2 separate regions of the Homo sapiens genome follow, and region 2 is linked to region 1. Evidence: read pairs that join two places in POLR2A ChIA-PET (ENCODE). Cell type or tissue: OCI-LY7. All regions are shown on one strand. Links, peaks and the distances in the headings refer to the core of each region. The heading gives the core; the rest is flanking DNA.

What was found. Peaks named below come from ENCODE experiments on the same cell type or tissue, not always from the same donor. Only the 100,000 strongest peaks of a DNase experiment are listed, where the experiment ranks them.
Region 2: POLR2A ChIA-PET joins it to region 1 with 9 read pairs; 3 of 35 experiments call an interaction of 5 or more read pairs at or near these places.

Annotation. Positions count from the first base shown.
Region 1 is chr18:9,014,198-9,020,126 of GRCh38, reverse strand. It overlaps the pseudogene RPS4XP19. Among named protein-coding and RNA genes, the nearest start is that of NDUFV2, 86 kb to the left of the region's middle. RefSeq lists enhancers at 2,302-2,411, 2,572-2,641, 1,862-3,061, 2,786-3,610 and a silencer at 3,092-3,191. In OCI-LY7, for the core only: no CTCF peak of the experiment used is centred there; a DNase peak (open chromatin) is centred at 2,566.
Region 2 is chr18:8,814,030-8,819,958 of GRCh38, reverse strand. MTCL1 (microtubule crosslinking factor 1) reads right to left here. Exons shown (of 15, transcript NM_001395333.1): 12 at 700-996. Among named protein-coding and RNA genes, the nearest start is that of GACAT2, 110 kb to the right of the region's middle. RefSeq lists an enhancer at 821-1,322. In OCI-LY7, for the core only: no CTCF peak of the experiment used is centred there; no DNase peak of the experiment used is centred there.

The DNA.
Region 1 (5,929 bases), core at 480-5,479:
TGGGGATGGGTGGATCGATGAGGAGCAAACACGCGGGTCAATTTATCCAGCATCAAATGCTATGGAGCTGCTGCCCATTTCAGATGCTTCTTGGGACCACAACCATGACAGCATTAGGCATGGAAAGAGCTTTTTATTTTATTTTATTTTATTGTTTTTTGAGACAGGGTCTCACTCTGTTTCCCAGGCTGGAGTGCAGTAGTGCCACCACCGCTCACTGCAGCCTCAACTTCCTGGGCTGAAGCGACCCTCCTACCTCAGTCTCTGAAGTAGCTGGGACCACAGGCATGTACTACCACACCTGGCTAATTTTCTTTTTTTTGGGTAGAGACAGGTTTTTGTCATGTTGCTAGGCTGGTCTCAAACTCCTGAGCTCAAACAATCCACCTACCTCAGTCCCCCAAAGGGCTGGGATTACAGGCATGAGCCAACATGCTCAGCCTTGTATACATTTCTTATTCACTTATTTAGTCTTGTGAACTTGGAATAATAAATTTTAAACTTAATGTTTTTGTTTCACTATTGTTTTCTATCTTCGATCAGAGATACTGAAACAAAAAATAAAATGTACTATTTAAAATTCACAAAACTAAATAAGTGTAAAAGAGATTTATATAATACAACTTCCAAGTGATGTTGTTTGTAGCATTTATAATTCTGAAGTTATTCATGCCTAAAGTTCCGCCAAGGCTTTTGGGTTACCCTATACAGGGTATGCTAACTTTCATTTAAGAAAAAAGTGGATTCCATATCTTTGCTATTGTGAACAGTGGAAATATGGTACATACACACCGTGGAGTACTATGCAGCCATAAAAAGAAAGAGATCGTGTCTTTTTGGGAACATGGATGGAACTGGAAGCCATTATCTTTAGCAAACTAATGCAGAAACAGAAAACCAAATACTATGTATTCCCATGTATAAGTGGGAGCTAAATAATGAGAACACGTGGACACAAAGAGGGGAACAACACACACTGGGGCCTACTTGAAGGCAGAGGGTGGAAGGAGGGAAAGGATCAGAAAAAATAACTACTGGGTATTAGGCTTAGTACCTGGGTGATGAAATAATCTGTACAACAAACCCCCATATCATGAGTTTACCTATATAACAAACCTGCACATGCATCCCTGAACCTAAAATAACAGTTTTAAAAAAAGAAAAAGGTGGAAATAGTTGTGTTCATTTCCTGTGGTTTCTGTAACAAACTACTATTAATTTAGTGGTTTAAAATAGCACACATTTATTCACTGCTAGTTCTGGAGGTCAGAAGTCTAAGGAACACTGCCTTCCTGGAGGCTCTAGGAAACAATCCATTTCCTTGCCTTGTTAGCTTCTTGAGGCTGCATGCATTCCTTGGTTCATGGCCCCTTCCTCCATCTTCAAAACCAACAGTATAGCATCTTCCAAGCTCTCTTTTTTTCGGACTCTGACCCTTCTGCCTCCCCCTTAGAAGGTCACCTGTGGTTACATTGGGCCCACTGGGGTCATCCAGAATAATCTCCAATCTCAAGATCCTCAGTTCAATCACATCTGCAAAGTCCTTATTCCACATAAAGTAACAAATTAATAGGTTCTGGGGATTAGCACATGGACATTTTTGGGAGGCCATTATTCTGACAACCACAGAAGTATATTAATTTTTGTTTATATTTGCATAATGATACACTGGAAGGATGTATTAAAAAGCAGTAAAAGTGGTTGCTTATGGGGGCAGAGAGGAATGAGAACAGCATGGAAGTGAGAATTCTTAATGTATATCATTTTATGAGGATTTGATATCTGAATATATGAGTGAATTATCTATTCAAAAATAAAATGAATAGTAAGTAGGGCCTGTTTAGTTTCAGGTATCTCTAGCTAGGGACACTTAGATTTTTATAAATTCAGATGTCATGGACATAACACTAAAATGGCTGAATTGATCCTATAGATTCGGAACCACATGAGTTTACTTACATGCAATGAACTATACATTCTACACACAGCAAGTTCTGGAATCTGTCTTCAGTTCCTTCTCACGAAGGAAATGTGAAGTCAGTGTGACTAACCAGTGGCTCCGGTTCACCCTGGGACATCTTAGTATGGTTCAGGCTGCCCAGCTCTTCCTGTGGGCACGGTGTTCCCTGACTTCAGGATTTTAGGATAAGCTGCAGCCAGGTCGTGGTCTTTGCTGTGCACTCACTTACGCTGGGGTGATTTGCATTTTCAGCCTCTCCCTGTCAAATGAACTGCACTGGGCCAGGTTTCAGGAACTCTGCGCCCACCTCACTGAGATAGGGGGAGGGAGGATAGGTCCTCGTGTCCTTAAAGCACTTTAGTCCCTGAGGCTGCTGCTTGGTGTTTGTGTGTGAGCCAGCTCTGACTCACCAAATCGAGAAGAAAAAACTTCCACCGAGGACAATGTGCCAAGGAAATGTGCTCAGGCCCACGCGGCAGTGAGTCCAGCAGTTGGGACGGAACCTGAGAGGAGGCAGTTGGGGAAATAAACAGAGCGCCAACTCAACAGTCAGCGCCCCTGTGCATCGCAGCGCAACCTGCGATGGGAGAGGTTTCTCTGCCTTCGTGGCCGCTTCCTTAACAGATTCATGATTGGCAGGTGGCCTGCGAGCTCTCACATGCGTGCGGTGGGCGCCCCAGGGACTGCCCCTCCTTTGGCAGGAGCCTGGTTTGTGTTTATTTTTGGTTGTGCCAGAGGGAAACTGCACTTTGAGGAAGAAAAACAATTGCTGGTTGTTTAGGAGGAGCAGTCTAATCCGAGACGGCCTTGTCTTCTGCAGAAAACAAGCGGGGCGCAAATCAACCCAGGCGCAGCCAAGGGGCCGCGGTCGCGCTGAGTCACAGCCCGCTCAGAGCTCAGCGTGACTCAGGGCTGGCCGCCTCCCTGAGGCATCTGTGAGTGATCCCAGCCGCAGGAGGCGGCATCTCTTTCGTCTACGGCTCCTCCAGACTCATTTCCTTCCTCTGGAGGTTCAGGTGTCCCTGTGGGGCGTGGTTGGGGGTACGAGGCACCTCTGCGTGCAGTTCCCAGAGAGCGCCCACCCGGCAGGGCCCTGGGCCTCACGGCCTGGCTGAGGGGCTAGGCCTGCCTGGCCCCGCCTCCGCCACAGGCTGTGCCCTCAGACCTTGCCAGCATCTTTCCAACACACCCATTAGTCTCAAGGTCAAGTCGGGTGAGAGGGCCTGGAGGGATTATAACAATAGAAATGTAAGACAAAGTAGCAAATGTAAGAAGCCACGTGCCTCCTTTCTGCCTGCAGTAGAATTTCACAAAGCCCCAGACCCCTGGCAACTTGCAGCTCTGGGGAAAGACGCTTTGAGGACAAAACAGGCTACAGCACACGACCCCCAACTCTCTTGCCTGAGTCACTATATTCCTTAAAACATAAATGAGGCCAGGAGCAGTGGCTCACGCCTGTAATCCCAGCACTTTGGGACTCCGAGGCCGGATGATTACTTGAGCCCACGAGTTTAAGACCAATCAGCCTGGGTGACAAAGTGAGATCCCTGCTCCAATCTCTATGAAAAATTAGCCAGCCACGGTGGCCCATACCTGTGGTTCCAGCTACTCGGGAGGCTGAGGCAAGAGGATCGCTTGAGCCCAGGAGGTTGAGGCTGCAGTGAGATATGTTTGTGCCACCGCACTCCAGCCTGGGCAACAGAGCAAGACTGTCTCAAAAAAAAAAAAAAAGAAAAAAAAAAAAAAAAAGATAAACGGCCCCAGTCCTTGCCTTTTCCTATACATAAGATCATGTTTGGCAAGTTAGTGATTATGCCTATGTAATCTATAACCAGGTGCACTTTACGCCCAGTGTAACTTCTGAGCAAGTTTGATGAGATTTTGCAGATACTAAACCTCCACACCTGTATATAAGCATAGAGCTGAAACACGGTGTAGTCTCATGGAACCTCTCTAGAGGTCTGCTTCTGGGCTGTAGGCCTCAGTGAGACTTCTGAATAAAACTAACTTTAATTCTTTAAAAGCTTGATCTTTTTTCCTTCAGTCGACAGAAGTAATTGTAGCGTTTAGTGATCAACTCCTGCAGGCCCAAAACAATTATGTTAAATTATAATTCTTACCAACCACTCTCCCTTCTCCCCTCCTAAGGAGATGTGATTCTCTGCGGGGTTACACACCCAGCCTCTCTTGGAGGTGGGTGGGAAGGGGTCATTCCAATGAGAAATGTGTATGATAAAGGGAGAGCCAGAGCTGGAGCCAGGTAACGAAAGTTAAAAGGTGAGCAGCTCTGGTTTAGTGTGAGAAAGGATGCGAAGGGAGGGTTTTGAGGTACTGGAGGGACCAGAGGGAAATTTGAGCAGCTGTACTGGAGGGTGGGGCTTTGGGGAAAAGTCATATCAAAATGAGAGTTTTAGGAAAGTTTTCCATGTGGTTAGTGGGGCAAATTCCTCTCTCTTTGCATGGTTCAAAAACACTTCCAATTGCTTGGAATCTGGCTTGTGTTATTTATTTATTTTTATACTTTTTAGAATTTAGAGATGAGATCTCACTATGTTGTACAGGCTGGTCTCAAACTCCTGGGCTCAAGCAATCTTCCTGCCTTGGCCTCCCAAAGTGCTGGGATTACAGGCATGAGCCACCCCTCTCAGCCTGATGTTTATTTATCTATTTAGAGATGGGGGTCTTGATCTGTCACCCAGGCTGGAGTGCGGTGGCGTGATCACAGCTCACTGCAGCCTCGAACTCCTTCCCTTAAGTGATCCTCCCACCTTGGCCTCCCAAAGTGCTGGGCTTACAGGCATGAGCCACCCCTCTCAGCCTGTTATTTATTTATCTATTTAGAGATGGGGGTCTTGATCTGTCACCCAGGCTGGAGTGCGGTGGCGTGATCACAGCTCACTGCAGCCTCGAACTCCTTCCCTTAAGTGATCCTCCCACCTTGGCCTCCCAAAGTGCTGGGATTACAGGCATGAGCCACCGCGCCCGATCAAATCTGGCTTGTGTTTATATGCACATCTGTAACACACAGACTGGCCCAGGGAGGCCATCAGCCCAGTGGAGTGTATGGTGACCCAGGCTCCCCAGCCCACAGCACTAATGTACTGGGCTGGCGGGAGGTGGGCAATCCCAGAGCACCAAGGTGAGGGGCGAGGGCTGTGAGGTGGGAAGGAGGGAACACAGATAAGAGGTGGTGTAAGAAAAAGCTGGTGACCATCTCACAAGGACATGAACCTCTGGAGAGGCTGCATGGAGCCATTGCTCTTGGAATGGCGCAAGAAGCCATGGGAAGCTTGAATGAGCCATTTATCTGTCAGCTTCTCCCATCTCCCAACTCTCACTGGTCCATGTTCCTTCCTTGGGGTGTTATCTCCCCCATGTTTCTGAGTGTGTTACTCTGTGTTCCTCTGGGCAGCCCCCCGGGGCAGTCAAAGCCCGTGGGGGTCTGCTTGACTCCCACCTGGGTGCTGGGGCTGTAGCTACAGAGGACGTAATGGTGGTCATGTTCCTCTGCCAGGGGAGGCTGAGTGCTGGGTGGTGGTGTGGCAACTGCACCTGCTCCTGGAATAAGCAGCAGAGGCACAGACATCAGGTGGGGACAAGCAGATCTCAGAGGTGCACCTGCTGGTATGGTGCAGTACTTTTATGCTAATGGACAACGGGATATCTTCCTTAGGAAATTGTATTTGTATTTGTTGGGAAATTACTACCATATACTGATTTTTGGTAGTACAAGATATGTTGCTTCCATATGCCAGGAAACTGTCACGATAAATACACATGACATGCCTACAATGTGAAAAGTCCCCTTAGGTGTAATGTCCTTGTGCAGTATTCAACAATGTACAACTGTCCATGGCCTTGAACTGGCCTCATGGGCCCAGTATAAGAGTAGGCTGCCATAGAAAGGTCTCTCCACAAAGTTCATTCACATTTCAATGGAGAGTTGACTTGTTGAAACTGAACACAAAG
Region 2 (5,929 bases), core at 329-5,328, 200 kb after region 1:
TAGTTTTCTAGACTCAGAAGACTGTACTATTATTTCAAGAAAAGTTGAGGCTGGGTGTGGTAGCTCATACCTGTAATCCCGGCACTTTGGGAAGCCAAGGCAGACAGATCACTTGAGCCCAGGAGTTCGAGACCAGCTTGGGCAACATAGGGAGACCCTGTCTCTACTTAAAAAATAAAACAAAATAAATTAGCCAGGCATGGTAGCATGTGCCTGTGGTCCCAGCTACTCAGGAGGCTGAGGGGGAAGGATCAATTGAGCCTAGGAGGTCACGGCTGTGGTGAGTCGTTATCAGACACTCCACTCCACCCTGGGCAAGAGAGTGAGACCTCCATCTCCAAAAAAATCAAAAGAAAAAAGAAAAAGTTGAGCATATACACTTCCCAGAATTATTTACTTCCTCTTGTGTGTTTTATGGGACACACTTATTTGTGAGACCTTCCTTTTGTATAGGACTCTAGTCCAGTATTTCTAAACCTGAAACAAGGGGGCAAAGTTAAACTGACAGCAGAGCATGCTAATTTAGGGTGAAGCAAAACCCTTGGTGTTGTGAAGATTTCATTTTTACTCAATTCGGAGGTTGCTGTATGCAAAAGTGCTAGAGCCTGCCAGGAGAGGAATCTGGCAGATGCCTCTTAGGTTTCATGACGGCTCCCTCATTCCACAGTGGTTAACTAGGATGGACAAAACCTGGCTGACCTCAGGGAGGCGGTTCCTGAACTCCCTCTCGGGCCTGTGGGCTGGTGGCTCTTCTGGCTCGTCATCCAGGGACAAGGCATCCAGGTAGAGATTCTCACTGGCCGAGCACCTGTCCGACTCCTTCAGCTTGGACAGCGGCCGGTCTTCAAACGGGATGGAGTCAGCATCTGCACAAGGCCACATGGCCACTGGACGGGGCATGCGGAGGCTTCCCTGGTGGGGAAAGGGGCGAACGTTGCCGTCTTTTTGATCACAGAGGAAACTGCCACCTCTCCGGGGACTGTTCTCTTTCTGCAACTTGAGAATTTTAAAAATGAAAATAATTAGCCTCACTTTTCTGTCTGATGGTCTCCCTAAGAACATCGTTTCTCCACAATTTGCAATTACACATAGGTCAGTTTGAAAAATATTGTGAGAAGCAAATGTTCTTAAAGTTCTGATCTTAATTTCAAAATGTAACACAACATTACAGATGCTTTACAAAACCCACAATTTTATCTGGCCCAGAAAATCTGCATTAACCACGTACGAGTATGGTGAACTCTTTCTGACACCAATATATGTGTTATTGTACATAACTCTGAGTGTTGTGCTCATGGGAAATTTTACATTTATTACTATTTTTTAATCTAATACTGTTAAAGAACATGTTTAAAACTCTCTTTGGAACTTCCTTCAGAAGTGAAGACATACTCAGTGGAATACTATCAGTGATAGCAAACTTCTGAGTGTGAATCTGATTTTCCTAACTAGCCCCAGGGCATGTGGAACAGGTCCTATCAGTAATTCAAGTGAGCAAACTTGAGTTTGTAACCATTTGGTGTTAAACATAACTTACACTTTATTTGAGAGGATACAAACTTAGCTATAACGCAAGTAAAGATCTGGTATGACTGAGTGAAGAAAAAAAAAAAGCCACATTACGTTAGAGTCATACTTTTTTCCCTGACTTGGTTGAACTCAAGAAGCGGTAGTGGGCAAGCACAGGGCCACCTGGAGTTAGAAGACCTGAGTTGGAACCATTAACGTGTGGCTTGCTGGTTTGCAGGCAGGTGCAAGTTCCCGACTCTCCTGAGCTCAGTTTCCTTATCTGTAAGATGGGTTGTGCACGTGGGCTCACCGGAGTCATGCCGTCTAGTGGGAGCCCAGCCCACATAAGGGCATTATGCCTTTCTGGGCTGTTTTGCGGCACTAGATGGAGATTTCGTGGAGGTGGCTCAGGAAGGGAGCCCATATGAAATCACAAGGAACTGCTGAGGCAGGCAGGCAAATGGCTTGCAGGGCGCACGGCCTCCCTCCCCAGAGGAGCCCTCACCAGCTTCCACTCCATTCTTCTGATCCCTCCTCATTGCTTCCCTTTCTAAAACAGCCACAGAAAGCACAACTGAGACCTGAAGCTATTTCCGCCTATGAATCTTTAATGGTGCCTTTATTGGATGACAAGCTCACACTACTGGATTGACTGCTCTTTTGAATAAGCAAAGTATCTGAACGATGAAAGTGACATTTGGATTTGACCTGAAGGAGTGGCCAAATAATGATTTGAAGTCCTCAAGTGCTGAGACCGTTCCAGGAAATTCTAAAACCTCCTTGAATGCAGATCAATTCATTTTTTTTTAAGCATCACTACAAACTGCATCTCTGTGTCCTAATTGGAGCATTCATCCACAAGTTGGACGTAAATATGGTTTCTGTATAGTCAGGAAGAAAGCCATATGAGACAGTAAAGACAAAAGGACGTTTGCTCATTGTTAGTGATTTCTAAGGTGGCAGAACAGAGATTTATCTTTACCTTTGAGAAAGATGGAGTCTGATTCAGCCAAAGCTGACACGTTAGCATCTGAGGCAGTTCACAGTCAAATTAGGGACCCAGCAAAACCTAAAAACTCTACGTTTTAGCTTTGCCCCTCTGCTCTCTCCTCCTCCACCTCCCTGATGATGACACAGTTCTTTGCAGTTGTCTTAAAGATGCTAACTGCTTTCTTTAAAAAAAAAAAAAAAAAAAAAGGGAAGGCTTTTTATATGTTCATTTAATGCATGTCGGCACAATTTAGTTTCAACACATGATCATCTCTAAGCTATTTTGGGCAAGAAATTAAAATGCAAGAATCCCATCTGAAGCTGCAAATGTGCACTGAGGGTGTGAGTGAAGGGGGAAAAGAATGACTAAAGAGGAGGGCTATGAACAAGCACCTTCTAACTCAGTAAAGTAGGATTTCAAAAATAAACCCAGGCAGCCAGGAGCAACTTGTACTCAAGCTGCTAAGTGTTAGGTTTCCTAAAATTGAACTGGAGTGGTTGTGGTGGAGATATCTGCTGCTAAGATGCCTCTGGGGTGTTGTAATAGAACGAGTCCTCAGAGAGGGAGGGTTTCCTATAGGAGTCATTTCAGCCAGCATCAGCACCTACTTGCAATCTTGCAGTAAAACAACTTTTAATGCAAGTCGAACATTTTAAAGATTTGTATTTTAATACAGGAAACAATAAACCCTCGAGAGTGTCACCTTCCCCAGACTGGTAGAAAGAAAAAAGGCCACTTTGTAACAGGTTTTAAAAGAATGGAGTTTTTAAAAGAATGGCAGCTGATTTAAGAAAGTTACTGGAAGGAGAATGAATGGATGACCCTTTTTGCTTGACAAGTACAGCAAATATAACAGCAAGTTTTACATCATCTGCATGTTAACTGGGAACTCAACAATTCTAAGGAGAAATGTAGTGTGACTCCATAAAAGTCTCCTACCCCCACCCCGCAATCAAACTTGGATTGAGACAAGAGACGCTGATAAGAGAGATAAAATGTGTTATATGACCTTAGCCACATTCCCACAGTCATACATCACATAACATGCCTCATGTGGTGCAGAAATTATGTAGGAATTTAATGACAGCGGACAAGTATGAAGCATGTGTTCTGAAAGTGGAAAATGGATTTAGTGTTACTGCTTTCACCATCTGTATTAGGTTATCACAGTCAAGGTTATATTATATGGCTTACCAAGTAGTCAAATGTTGAGAGTATACATTGTGAAGAATGTTCAGTTACATCTCTCATTTATCTACGGAGTATGTAGCTAAAAGTTAAATGAACAAGCAACCCAATAACTGATAAATGAACAAAATCTATATACACCCATACACACTTGAACCAACATCCTCTTTTCAGGAAGTCTGGTGAATGCCTATAATTGCTTTACCTCAATTTCCGGATGGGGCACTGAGATTTAAGAAGTCTTCTTTAAAAATGTTTAATATTTTGGGGAAAAGGCCAGATTTATTTTTGAAAGCCACCATTGCATGTCTGAAGCATCAGTTCATTTGTAACCAATCCTCTTCTAAAAACAGCAATGACATCATTGTACAAAGACTGTGGGATCCATCACACAGATTTCATGAACAGATGCATGCCCGAAACTCACGTGTTTCAGATCTATGATGCTCAAAGATGTCCACCTTGAGGACTGGGTTCTGAGGCTGTCAGTTTGGCCGAACTGTTTCAATACTGATAACCTGGAATTGGAGGTCAGCTCCTGACCACTATTACCTTTCCAAAATATAGTCTCAAAATGAGGCTGTGGTTCATCTTTAAGTCACTGACTTTTCTTTTTTTTTTTTTAATGTTAATGTTTTTTTTTTTAATTATTATTATACTTTAAGTTTTAGGGTACATGTGCACAATGTGCAGGTTAGTTGCATATGTATACATGTGCCATGCTGGTGTGCTGCACCCATTAACTCGTCATTTAGCATTAGGTATAACTCCTAATGCTATCCCCCACCTCCCCGCACCCCACAACAGTCCCCAGAGTGTGATGTTCCCCTTCCTGTGTCCATGTGATCTCACTGTTCAATTCCCACCTATGAGTGAGAATATGCGGTGTTCGGTTTTTTGTCCTTGCGACAGTACTGAGAATGATGATTTCCAATTTCATCCATGTCCCTACAAAGGACATGAACTCATCCTTTTTTATGGCTGCATAGTATTCCATGGTGTATATGTGCCACATTTTCTTAATCCAGTCTACCATTGTTGGACATTTGGGTTGGTTCCAAGTCTCTGCTATTGTGAATACTGCCGCAATAAACATACGTGTGCATGTGTCTTTATAGCAGCATGATTTATAATCCTTTCGGTATATACCCAGTAATGGGATGGCTGGGTCAAATGATATTTCTAGTTCTAGATCCCTGAGGAATCGCCACACTGACTTCCACAATGGTTGAACTAGTTTACAGTCCCACCAACAGTGTAAAAGTGTTCCTATTTCTCCACATCCTCTCCAGCACCTGTTGTTTCCTGTAAGTCACTGACTTTTCGAAAGTTGAGTATCACCACATGTATCTAATTTTTCCTTTACTAGAAATTCTTCATTCCCAAAAGTAAAAATAAAAACCTAAAAGACTTGCTTAATTTATATCCAAGGTGTGACTTCCCAAAGAAATGAAGCCTGTGACAAGTCCAACAAGCCACCATGGCTAACAGGCGAAGGGCACCCTAAAGGGGGCATGGCAGGGATCATGATGGCCTCACTGGGGTACAGGAGGGATGTAAAAAGTGAGTGGCCCTAGAGCACGGGCCAAGAATGAAGCTCCCTGGTGACAAGTTGCCTGGAGTTACTGTGACACCGGTCAACTAAGTTGGATATAATAAATTAGTGGCCATTTTCAAAGAATATATGCCACTTCTATCCCTAAAATTTCCACCTAACCATAGAGCAACGACATACACAGGAGATTTAATACAGGAGACTCTTCACAAGTGCTGCATTTCCAAGCCAGAAAGGAAATGGCCAGCATTCCTCTTGATAGGATTTGGGGAATATCAAAGATTAGTAAGGTGACTCATTTGTGTAAGTGGTCAAACCTACGAAGAGTTTCAGCTTTTCTATCTGCAGTGTACTTTCCTTCTTTTGTTTTTTGGAGACGGGGTCTCGGTCTGTCGCCCAGGCTGGAATGCAGTGGGGATCATAGCTCACCTGCGGTGTATTTTATTCTTCTTAGTGGTTTCCAAGCCAAAGCCTCTTGGTCTTTCTTACCATTTAGTTCATTCTGCCTCCCGCCCTATCCAACACATGCATACACTCACCTTTGTCATTGTACCTGCGTAACACAGGCACCATGTCTATGGATAATAGAGCACATTTGTCAAAAGGCTCTATGGGTATTTAAAATAGAGTAATGAGGTTATTTTTCCTGAGCTCAATTTCTTACTGATTAATACATTTCCTTGAGA